Regions from separate parts of the Homo sapiens genome. Here region 1 is linked to region 2. A link is a contact called in ENCODE Hi-C or POLR2A ChIA-PET data. All regions are on one chromosome and are shown on one strand. The core of a region is the stretch at or near the end of the contact, and the rest is flanking DNA. Distances in the headings are between cores, read along the strand shown. Region 1 holds the start of LINC01359 (long intergenic non-protein coding RNA 1359). Region 2 overlaps CACHD1 (cache domain containing 1).

Region 1 (5,966 bases), core at 1,093-3,592, 310 kb before region 2:
TGGTCTTCTGGTCTGCTCATCACTGGAAGTCCCAGCTTCTTCCTGGATAAGAAGTTGTACTTGGATTATATTATTATAACCACATTGTAATTATTATTGTGGAAACACCACAGACAACACGTAAAAGAATTTTTAGTCATAATCCCTACTTATAGTCTTGATTCCTTTGATCTTCACATCTACTTGTTTTGCAATTTTGGTTCCTAAATCAGACATTTGGTATAGTTGGTCAGCCTAGAAACGTCAAAGACAAAAGCTGTCTAGCTATTTGCAAGATTGTCATTGAAGTCCCTTGTGTTTGCACAGATTGCATCTGTCTATTCTGAAAGATGAGCAACAAATCCAGTCAAAGCCTGAGTGAAATAACTGACAATCTTAGATCAACCCTGATGGTCACTCACGAGTCCAGCAGTTTCTATGCAGAGCACCAAACACCTTACTTACAAAAGTAAGGTTAGTGGGAGCTTGGTATTTTCCATATCATCTTGGAGAAGCACTGTTTTGCTTATTCTGTTTTTCCTCCTCCTCCTCTTCCTCCTTTTCTTCACATATTTTGTGTGAATAAGAAAGTACTATTGGCTAGGCAGGTTGGCTTATTCCTGTAATCCCAGCACTTTGGGAGGCTGAGGCGGGTGGATCACCTGAGGTCAGGAATTTGAAACCAGCCTGGCCAACATGGTGAAACCCCGTCTCTACTAAAATACAAAAATTAGCCAGGCATGGTGGTGCACACTTGTAATCCCAGCTACTCGGGAGGCTGAGGCAGGAGAGTCAGTTGATCCCAGGAGGCAGAGGTTGCCATGAGCTGAGATCGCGCCGCTGCACTCCAGCCTGGGCGACAGAGCGAGAATACGTCTCAAAAAACAAAACAAAACAAAAAAGTGTTATTTATAGGAATAAGAACTAAAATGCCTTGTTAATATATTGTTTTGGCATTGCCAAATTTAGCCTATTTGAGTGCATGGATTGCATTTGGGGATTGCTGTTTTCTTTTTTGTTTTGTATGTTTGCTTTAGATGCGTAGACAGAGGGAGTGGAGTAAGGCTTTACAGAGATTACTACAGAAGGCATTTTTTTTTTTCATAAAGAGGGGAAAACGCACCCATCTCATAACAAGAATTTGGAGTCAAAACGAGACAGATTCCATTCCTGCCTTCCACATTAATTAGCTAGGTGACTTTGGGCAAATCACTTAACCTCTAGGTTTTCTCATCAGCAGAATGAAAGCGTTGGCCTATAGACACCCATTTAAATCCCTCCTCCAAATACTCATTCGTTCGATATTTTCTCAGTGTCTACTAAGCACAATCATTGTTAATAAACACTATGATTCTTGGAGAGCTCCAAATCGTGTCTCTGCTTTTAAGCATCATTCCCCTTCCTCCTTTAAAACCAGCGCCTGACTTCTCCCCCAAACAAATCGAAACACTTTTACCGTCTGAAAATGTACATGGGAAAAGAAACGCGTTTCATTGCAGTCACCCGGCGCCAACCTAGACCTGGCGGGCCAGCGAGCTCGTGAGATTTTCTTTCTTTCTAAAGGACAATCTCCACATTTTAAAGGGCAACCCAGTTACCCGAAGAAATACAACTTAAAGGGCGCCTGGAGCCAGGCCGGGACACCCACCCACGCTTTTCTAGGCTGAGGAAACCTGGGAAACTTTTGGGCTCCCGCCGAGTCACGCGGCTGTTCCACGGTAAGAATTGTGCAATGGGGCGAGTCAGGCGGGCGTCCTAGTAGGGAAGAAGCGGGGGAGGCTGCTGCGGTGCCAATGCTTTTCTTAAAAAAAAAAAAAAAAAAAAAGCTAGGTTGTCTCACGCCGTGCGAGGCGCGACGGCGCGGCCGGACAGCCCGGTTCCCGCTGGCCCCAAGCCCGGGCCAAGAAAGCATCGCTTCCCCGCCGGGACCTGGAAGGAGCAGCGCGTGCGTGCGTCCCCTCCCGGGGGCAGAGACTGCCCGCCCGCCACAGCGCTTTCCTGGGACTCTGCGAGGGGCCGGGGTGCGAGCGGGAACTGCGGCAGGCGCAGACTGGCCACATCGATCGTGGCGGGGAAGTCCGGGCTCGCGCTTTCGGTAAGAGCGCCCGGGCTTCCAACTGCGCGGTGCCCCCGCCTCCGCCGCCGCCGGCCAGGCTCGCACTTTCGGATGGTGACGCATCCAGCTGGCTCCGCGGAAGCCTGCGCTGAAACCTGGAGCCCTCCGGGGTGGCCTACTCCTCAGCGCTGCGTTACTGAGCGCTCCCTGGGTGCAGGCTTGGTGATCCAAGTTTGGTCACAGTCATCACTTATGTCACTATCCTTGTGATGTACATACTATAATTAGCGTCACTTAGAAGTGAGGAAACAGGCTCCAAAAGCTTGTTACTTGCTTGTAGTCAAACAGAAGGCAGAGCTGCGAATCAAATCCAGGTTTGTCTCGACATGCCACTAGCTCATACTTCCCTTGGATCAGCCACTAAATGGCTTTCACTCCAGTGAGCAGCGACCAGGTAACACATAGGACGGGTGCGTGGCGGTACCGAGCCCACTGCCCAGGGGCAGCGGGGGCGCTTGCTTCTGGCTGGGGCTCACTCATTTGCCCAAATGGGCTGTAAAATATATACATACACACCCATATATGTGCATATATACACATACGTATATACACACAAACATACGTATATACGTGTGTGTGTTTGTGTATACATACATATTGGACAGCATACCGCAGACTCTGAGCCTCAGTTTTCAATCTTGTATTGGGATCAGGGCACCTATTGTAAGGAGTAGTTGGAAGATGAAATAAGATAGTTTTAACATAGATGCCAGCATCTCGGGGACGCCTGATATATGCCATTTTGCTCTTTTTGCAGCACTCCTGGGGACATCAGGGCACTCACGCTCCTTAACACTGGACAGGAGACCTGCGCAGTCATTCTAGGTCAACACCCTCTCTGACAGACTAGGAATTTAATCCACTCAACGGGAAAATCACTTACCTGCATCACCATCTAGTTACTGACAGACACCAAGCTAGGGTTCCTGCTACCCCTCAAACACACATACCACACACTCACACTCAAACACTTGCTGCCCCTCAAACACACATACCACACGCACACACACTTGCTGCCTTTCAGGCACACATACCCCCCCCCCCACACACACACTTTCTACCTCTCAAACACACATACAACACACACATTTGCTGCCTCTCAAACACACATATCACGCACACAAACACACTTGCTACCTCTTAGACATACAACACACACACTACCACACACACACGCACACATGCACCCCCTCTTTTCCTCCTGGAAGATTCAGACCAGCTCTGGGGCCTGAACGTGACTTCCTCCGAGCGTTGGCAGTGGCGTGGGTGGGGACCTCCGGGAAGGCGAGCAGAGGAAATCAGTCACTGCACTCGCCGCCAGCCAGCGCACAGGGAGAGGGGGACCCAGCCCAGAGGTCCCGCCCCCAGCTCCGCAGGAGGCCTCTGCTGGCGGAGGCTGGGCCCCTTTTGGTAACAAGGGGAATCACTGCAGCCCAGTGAAAGATAAACGCGTGGGTCGGGCTGTGGAATGTCCAAAATTATGAAGATTAAGGAAACAGGCTTTAGGATTCACTTGAAAAGTGAAATCGGCGAATGAAAGTTTTCTAACATGATGAGATCTTGGAAATTGTCCACTCCATTTTTGGGAGGGGTTTAATAATCACTGCCCAACTAGAGCAGCTGTTTTTCCCCTTCCAACGCCCCATTTTGTGAATTGATGCTGAAATAACTGGCCAGGTCTTTCCTTTGGGCACCCTGGAATGTTGGGAATATGAATGGCCTCTTAGTAGAGTTGGAGCTCCAAAGGAAAGGACCCTTTAGAAACAAAAACTTCCATGGCGCCACCGCACTCCAGCCTGGGCCACAGAGTGAGACCCCATCTCAAAAACAAAACAAAACAAAAATCCAACCGCCCCCCCACCAAAAAAAAAACCCTCCTTTTTAAAAATCACAAAAATAATTATTATTCATTGCAGAAAAATCAGATTTTTTCCAGAATCAGAAAATAAATGGAAATCCCACCACCCAGAAAACCACTGTTAACAATCTGATGTATAGCATTATATGTAATCACATCGAACACAATGCTTTGTCACCTTTTTCCTTTGAATCAAATATCATGGAAAAATATTTTCCATACGTGTTTTTAAATCACTACTTCGTATTCCATTGTACATTTATTTAACCAAAGCCCTATTGAATAACTTAAAAATTGTGTCCGGAAGTATTGCTATTTAAACAGGACTGGAGTGTGCAGCTTTGTAGTTATTTTTTTTTTTTTTAAGAGATGGGGTCTCTCTCACCCAAGCTGTAGTGCAGTGGCACAATCATGGCTCACTGCAGCCTTGACCTCCTGGACTCAGGTGATCCTCCCACCTCAGCCTCCCAAGTATCTGGGATTACAGGCAGGACTCATCTTGCCAGGCTGTAACTATACCTGAACACATTCTCAATTATTTGCATGGGTAGATTTTCTGGAAGTGGTATTGCTGGGTTCAGGAATAAGGATTGCCCTACAATGATCTTTTAAGACTTACGATGGCCAAGGCGGGCGGATCATGAGGTCAGAAGATCAAGACCATCCTGCCCAACATGGTAAAACCCGTCTCTACTAAAAATACAAAATTAGCTGGGCATGGTGACACATGCCTGTAATCCCAGCTACTCGGGAGGCTGAGGGAGGAGAATCGCTTGAACCAGGGAGTCAGAGGTTGCAGTGACCCAAGATCGTGCCACTGCACTCCAGCCTGTTGACAGAGTGAGACTCCATCTTAAAAAAAAAAAAAAAACTTATGATTCTCTCCCCCAACCCCCAGTATTTTCCCAGACTTTCTATAATGTTTATTTACCAAAAATTGCTTGAGTGCCCATCACATGCCAGACATGCCAGAATATAGAGATGGATACATTATAGCACAGACCTGAAAAAAATACACTGTAGTTCAAGGTGCCGTAGATACTGTTAGAGAAAGCTTTGGGCAGCCAGGTGCCCACCCAGTTTGGGGAGGATCCTGAAGAACCAGTAGACTTTTTTTTTTTTTTTTTTTAAAGAGAGGGTCTCACTCTGTTGCCCAGGCTGGAGTGCAATGGTGTGATCATGGCTCACTGCAGCCTTGACCTCCCTGGCTTAAGTGATCCTCCTGCTTCAGCCTCCCAAGAAGCTGGGACCACAGGCATGTGCCACCACACCCAGTTAATTTTTTCTATTGTAGAGATGGAGTCTCCCTATGTTGCCCAGGCTGGTCTCGAGCTCCTGGGCTCAAGCCATCCTCCCACTTTGGCCTCCTAAAGTGCTAGGATTACAGCCATGAGCCTTTGCACCCAGCCTGACTTTCTTGAGACCAACAGATTGAGAAGTGAGAGGAAGTTAATGGGGAGTACTGAGGAAGGATGAGAAAGGCAAAGAGAGAGCCAAGGGGAATGTCCTATACAGAAACAAGGTGCCCAGGTATGTGTTCAAATAAATGAACACATGTGAGTTATCTTATGTGCTTGCACTGAGAGTAGAGCTGAGAAGGAGGGCAGTGACATATGGCAAAGAAACAGCCTATTATGTCATGCTGAGAAGGTTTGGACTTTGTTCACATAGCAACAGGAGAAAGTGATTTATAGAGCCTTCAAGGTCATGATGAAATTAGATCTCATCACTTAACCCAGTGAAGGGCACTGTCTTCTGTGGACCCCAAAAATCATTCCTGAGGAGAGAAAACAAAAGATAGGAAGATTTACAAGGGAAATATCCCAAATGAGTATTGAAATGAAAACTGCAGAAAAATGAATCAAATTTACTACCATGTTCATCATACTTAAGTGCTGTAGTTATTGTTAGTTAAGTTTGGTCCTAAACATCTGTATTAGTCCATTTTCACGTGGCTGATAAAGACATACCTGAAACTGGGCAATTTACAAAAGGAAGAAGTTTTAGTTGGTC
Region 2 (6,350 bases), core at 3,507-6,006:
GTCAAAATGGGATATTTAAAAATTTGTAGTCTCTAAAACAAGGAAAATAAATCCAACCCTCCCTTAGCTGAAAGGATGCGGTTCTAACATTAGGTTTCGTAGAAACCTAAGAATAGCATTGTACGAGGAGTGGAAACAAGTCATAAGAAACATAACATTTCTTTTAAAACCTCTTAAATTCCTCTGCCCCTCCCCATCTCTGTCAAACACAGAGAAAGAATACTGCATTACAAACAAAGATGTGTTTCCGTGAAATGATGTAAACAAGTCAGAGAGAAAGATTTCTTCATTTTCCTATTTTGTGGAGTGGGGCAGTGGGATATCAGTTAAATAAGAAATAGAGCTCCTTAATCAAAGAACCACTTCATTACACACAAAACAGCTCGGGGCAACTGCTGAAAACTTCTCCTGTGTTTCCTTTCCTTTTCCCCAAAGTTTGAGAATGTTTGAAAGTTCAATAAATAGTAGAAAAATAATCCTTTACTTAGAAATTCTGAGATGCATCGTTTAGAGCATAACATGAGTTCCATACAGCAACTGTGGTATCCAGGTACCGCTAAGAAACAAAGCGAAATCTTCAATGCACACATTTGTATCTGCATGTGCCACATTCCAGTCTCTGGGTGAGCAGATTTTTCTCTCTTCCAGTTAAGGAGAGCTGAATGCTTCTGGCTCTTTGGAACATTCCTCTGGCTCAGCTTCACTTGCAGGTTCCGTCTCTGTGTTTGGAGGTTCGCCTTCTGTTACCTTCCATTAGTGTTATGGCAGGTCTGTTCATCAGGCTTATTTCCCCTCCATTTCAGAACCAGCCTCACATCTTCACAAATGTGACTGTGTTGTTGTTTCTCTCGTTTTTAACCATGTCGACAGGCAGGAAATGACTCAAACAACTCTGCACAAAGCACAAACACAAGGGAGGTCTCTTGCTGTGGGTTTTAAGCCGGTTCTTTTTCTTTCCAGAACATTCTGTAGCTCCCAGATCTCATCTTGGCGTGGAGGTGAGGAGATTGTTAGCATTCTGCATCGACAGTGTGTACCGTGACGGCCGCCTGTAAGTGGTGGCTATGATGAAGTGTAGGGTGGTGTGACCGGTAGTGGTGGAACTTGTGACTTAGTAGGGCAGCAGTCTGAGGGGGGGTATCCAGGTCTAAGTCCTCATCATGGTTTCCCACATCGACCCCGGCTGACAAGGGGTCATTGTTGCATGGAGGATTTTCACTGTCCTCCTGTGGGCTCATGGTGCTGTAACCTAGAAAAAGAACAAAACAAACACACAGCTGAGAGCTTCAAGACGCAGACAGAAGATTTCACCTACAATTTCTAGGGCACTGGGAGGTATTCCTGTCTTTGCAATACATAGGTGCAAACACTGGCAGACTGTCAGCAGATGCTAAAGTAATTTATTTTTAAAGAGATTTAGTGATAACTCTTTTTTTCCCTTAAAAAACAATGACACAATAAATACATAACCACTTCAGACAGCTGAGAAAGTACAGAGGAGAAAAAAAAAATAAACAAGAACCCTTATCCCAAATCCCCAAACCAGCAACACAAAAATGAAAATCACACTACATCCCATCATCCATGGCGAGCCACCACTGGGGACCTATCTTTCTACACTTTTACCTATGATAAAGATAATCTTTTTTATTAAAGAAATCCAAAAAATGGACAGCTTCAAGAAGAAGATCTGAACAGGATTCAGATCAACTGGGGCTGGTGCGGAAATCTGGGCTTCCGCCTGAATGCCTGAATGTGACGCCACAATAGAACAAAAAGAACCATCACCATCACCTGCGTGCTTGCTTGGTAGCAGGCACTTGTGTCAGGCAATTCTTGCACACCAATGGTGATATATTTTAATATACATTTTACAATTCAGGGAAATGATGATCAGAGAGGTTAAGGAATTTGCCCAAAGTTCTAGTGCCTAATGAAACACTAACTCCACATATACCCAGGGCAACTAGCTGTGCAATCAGCTATTCTCTGTGTTAGCTGCCCCCCACCCCATTTAAATTTAATTTCTTTTGGTATTCTAAGTAATACATGTTTCAAAGGCAAATGCCCTTGCTGATCAAAGGATTCCATTCTGAGATTCCTGGCATGTTTTTAAATATTGCAAAAATCTCCTTTAAACATTTTAAGAAGCAACAGCTCATTAATATTTCCATTGCATCTACAGTTAGCGTCAATCAGCACTTACCCGTGGGTAATGCTAGTCACATTCATGGCTGCAAAATTGATGTTCTTGCATGCAGCCAAGCAGGAGTCATTGGTGGTTGAAATTGTATGCTCTGTGCAAAAATTCTGTCCTCAATGAAACATTACTCAAATGATAGAATTATTTAGCTGTCAGTCCAACTTAACAAATATTTACTGCGTACCTATAATATACAAGTCACTGTGTTGGGCACTGGAAGACATATAAAGATGAAAGCCTGGTCCCTGCATAGGGAGCTCAAAAGCTAATGTTTGAGAAATGAAACAAATATCAGCATTGGTCATTCACTTATTCATTTATTGGAGACCATTATGGGGCTGGAGCGGGAGAAGAGGAAACACGAATAAGAGACGTCATCTTTCCCTAATGATTTTACAGTTGAGTTTGAGACAGATGCTCACAAAACAAAGCCTCCTTTTACACAGATAATGGTAAGTGCTATAACTGAGGTATAATTAAAATCCAGAAGAGGGAATATCTAATTCTGCCTGGGGGAATAAGGAATCTTCAGAGAATGTATATTTTAGTTGGGCTTAAGTGGATGAGTAGGAGTTTGATAAGTGGATATAAAGAAAGGAACAGGATGACCACAGCCATAGAGGTGTGGATATAAAGGCCATCCCTGTTCCATGTGGCTTGGATGAGTGCTAGCAGGTAGCTGGAGGGTAGGGCAGGTGGGAGGCATGAAGTTAAGTCAAATCATAAAGCCCGTGCCGAAGAGTAGCAAATGGAGAGACCACACAAGATACTGAGCAGGCCAAAAAATGGCATGATCATTTGTGTTTAGAGGATGGTGGTTTGGGAGATGAAGCGAAAGGAAAGACAGGGAGCAGTTAGGAGGTTATTTCAACAGCCCGCGTGAGGGATAGAGAATTAAACTAGGGCAGTGGGATTGGACAGATTTAAAAGCTATCTCAGTGGTGGAGGCAAGAGAAATTGGTAAGTCATCAGATGTGGGGGACTGTGGGGGTGAGGAGTAGTGAAAGGTGACTACAACTTCAAGTTATAAGGATAAGAAAGGACAACTCACAGATTGAGTCTCAGGAAAGAAGACACATTTTGTTTATGCACAGCTTGATTTTGAGACTCTGTTGGTCACATATGTGGAGATGTCTAGCCAGAATCTCAGAAGTGTCATCTGCAAATTCAGGGCAGAAGAGGAAGTGTTCACTGACATATGTGTCCACCATAAGCATGGTCGGGCCTGGTTAGTACTTGGATGGGAGACATGTGTGTCCACCATGACTGAGTGCCTTCTTGGTGCCAGGTGCCAGGCTAGAGGCTGGACAGGAAAGGGCTAAGGTGAGGCCTCAGCTCCTGAGAGGCCTACCTTAGGGCAAGAAGGGGAAACACCCATGTGCTAAAACAGAGGCACACAAAAGGAATTCCAAAGCCAATGGACTTGGCTTAGATCCTTGAGGTGACAATTGGGTAGACCTGATGGGAGAAAAGGGGCTAAGTAGGTAAAGACAGGGGTGTAAAGGTACCTCCAGCAGGGCCCAAGCACATGCAATGGTACAACAGCTGGAAGGGCTCTGGTGGCTTCTGGGAATGGTGAAAGCTTGGTGCTGGGGGTTGGGGCGGTGGGAGATGGCACTGGACAGATAGGCTAAGACCAGGTCAAGAAGGCTGGCTGAAGCTATGAGCTATGATCTAGTAGTGGACAGTGGGAGTGGTCAGGGGGCAATGGGGAGGCTGGACAGAAGGAAGGTGGGATCAGAGGCTCAGAGGACAGGGTGCTGGAGCATGGGCCTCGAGGAGATGGCAAGGACATAAAGTAGGGCAGTCGCAGTGTGTGGACTGTTCAAGTGCACAGTAGGCTGGATTTGGTGACCAAATGGACTTGCCTGGTGAAGATGCCAGGGAGCTGACATCCTTGGAAAAGGTCGAGGTTTCTAGGTTCAGATACTGAGCAAATAGTGATGCCCTTACCCAGGATTAAGAGACCAGGAGCCAGAATAGGTTTCTCAGCTTTAGCAGTGCTAAGTCTGGAGTGTTAGATTGGGTGCTAGGCTCCAGAATCTAAGTCACAAACTGCTGTGCATATTAAAACCACCTTATGCTATACATGTAAAGGATTAAAGTAGAAAACAGGATTTTAGCAAAATCCCAGTGATTATTCAAACACTTCCTGGATAGCTTCCCGTCTCTGCTCATTTACAAGCACCCACACACTAACTGATAATTCATGTTAGCATTCGAGGTGTTAGATTCATGGTGGCCCTTCTGCTTGGCTCACCCTCCCACCTTCCTCATCTTGCTATTGTGCCTCATGCTTCAGTTGGAAAGTCTTCTCTGGGAAGCTTTCCCAACCTATTTCCCCCACCCACCTCCAGTCCTGCCAGCCCACATGGGGGCTGGTGCTCCTTCTGTGATTTTACATGCATTCTGTGCACATCTCTTATATTTTGCCATATTATAATAAAAAATATAAGGCTATCTATTCATTAGCAAATTCTTTCTTAAATTGTAAGTTCCTGTTTATCTTTGTATCCCTAGTATTTAACACAGTGACTCACACAAAGCAGGAACTTAAAAACAACTGCTGCCCCACCCCCCACCAACGCACACTATACTCTCAAAGCAACAGCATCAGTGAATTTTGTAGTTACCTGTGGCTTTGCCTGGTACAACATTCACTAGTCTCATCTAATAATGCAGACATTCTAGGATACACTGGACTCTGTCCATGGGTTATGACAGAGTCCAGTGACACTCTGAACCTGGCTGGTCACAGGTCCTGGGTTCACATCCAGGACGGTAGTGATGGTGCAGCTGTCTCCAAGGCAACTCAGGAGGGCACCCATCTCTTCATCTCAGGATGGCACCCCCATCTCTTCTGCTACTGCTTTCTGATAGGAACCTCAACAGAGGTGCTTTCAGAGTAAAACTCTCATACTAAGGGCATTCCATTTAATTTCCTTACTATGATACCATTGCTCAACTCCTCTGTAACTTCCTCTTATTTCAATCATTAATGGAAATCTGAAGAGGTCAGGGGAGAAGGGAATAGCAAGTTGTGGAAAAGCAGGAGAAAGACAAACACATTTTCGTATTCAACAAATTAATTGTTTACTCAGTGCCAGGCAGTTCTGCTGAGCACTGGGAAGGGTGATGAATTAAGACAGACATAGTCCCTGACTCATGGAGGAAGACGCACTATTTGAAACACAAAGGATATTTGCAAACACTTTCAAGGAAAAATTTATTTACTATCCAAAGGCTTATGTAGCAAAGTGTCTGCAAATACAATCTCAAGTGGGAAATGGGCTTTAGAAAGGAGGTCAGGCATCTATCAAAAAGAGCCGAGATTAGGTTTTTGTTCTTTGACAGTCTGCTTATATATTTATCTGATAGTTCCTAAGAAACTTTGTTTGATTATAAGGGGTGTGACGTCCCTCTGGGGACTCACTCACCATCTCGTGGCCACAGAGAGTAACTGCAGGAGAATGTTTGTGCACCTCTAGAAAATGGTCTTACGTTCATCTACAAAGTTTTTTGACCAGGTTTTTAAGGTTCAGCATTTGCTTTTTAAGTATTTTGGAATTTGCCACAAACTAGGGAGAAATCTTCCTCTACAAAGAAAAAAATGTTGCCTAATATACACTTACATAAAGTTTCTGATGAGATAGTAACCAAAATACAAATTCACAAGGAACAAATAACGTACAGGTGTTTTTTGACTTAAAAATAAGCCAATAGATGATTGGACAGAACATGATATTTTTAAGAGAAATGGGCAAAGCAGATAGATAGTTGAAAACACACACAGGTAGTAATTGTTTCTAACCTCCACTTGTGAGGGTAACACTGCTGAAAATCAATCATTCTAAGTGGTCTTAGACTATGGGCCAAAATGATTCTACTTTCAAAAAACATTCTCAATTGGAGTAGTTTTTCTTAAGATACAACAATTAAAATTAGATTCTTTTGAAAAACGAAATTCTGTTGGCCACATAAAATATTTCTAAATAAAAATACACCCTAAAGTTTCTAAGTTTAGTTTGGTAACATTCAATTTTCATTCAATTCTAGGATCACAACTCTGAACTCATACCATGAGAGCCGAGGCCGTTGTGTAGTCATGTATTTATAGACTTAATTCTTTTGAGTTTCCTTTTGTGTA

What was found. A loop is a pair of places that touch in the nucleus more often than their neighbours do. ChIA-PET counts read pairs that join two places held with the same protein, here RNA polymerase II (POLR2A). Pooled maps may share reads with other maps.
Region 1: a loop to region 2 is called in a pooled map, with 2.1 times the contacts of the local background. The contact joins the promoter of LINC01359 here to the enhancer-like site in region 2. A Hi-C loop is called at or near these places in 1 of 168 maps with a recorded cell type or tissue (lower leg skin) and 2 of 50 pooled maps. POLR2A ChIA-PET finds 5 or more read pairs at or near these places in 1 of 52 experiments (naive thymus-derived CD8-positive, alpha-beta T cell).

What each region holds. Positions count from the first base shown.
Region 1 is chr1:64,998,852-65,004,817 of GRCh38, reverse strand. LINC01359 (long intergenic non-protein coding RNA 1359) reads left to right here and starts at 2,342. Exons shown (of 7, transcript NR_119383.1): 1 at 2,342-2,489. It also overlaps a transcript of JAK1 not described here. RefSeq lists a silencer at 1,977-2,116 and an enhancer at 2,247-2,326.
Region 2 is chr1:64,686,222-64,692,571 of GRCh38, reverse strand. CACHD1 (cache domain containing 1) reads right to left here. Exons shown (of 27, transcript NM_020925.4): 27 at 1-1,249. The coding sequence ends at 1,011. Among named protein-coding and RNA genes, the nearest start is that of RAVER2, 56 kb to the left of the region's middle. Within about 2 kb of position 4,756, at least 5 of the 41 ENCODE cell types and tissues checked have a DNase peak (open chromatin) inside an H3K27ac peak, as active enhancers do.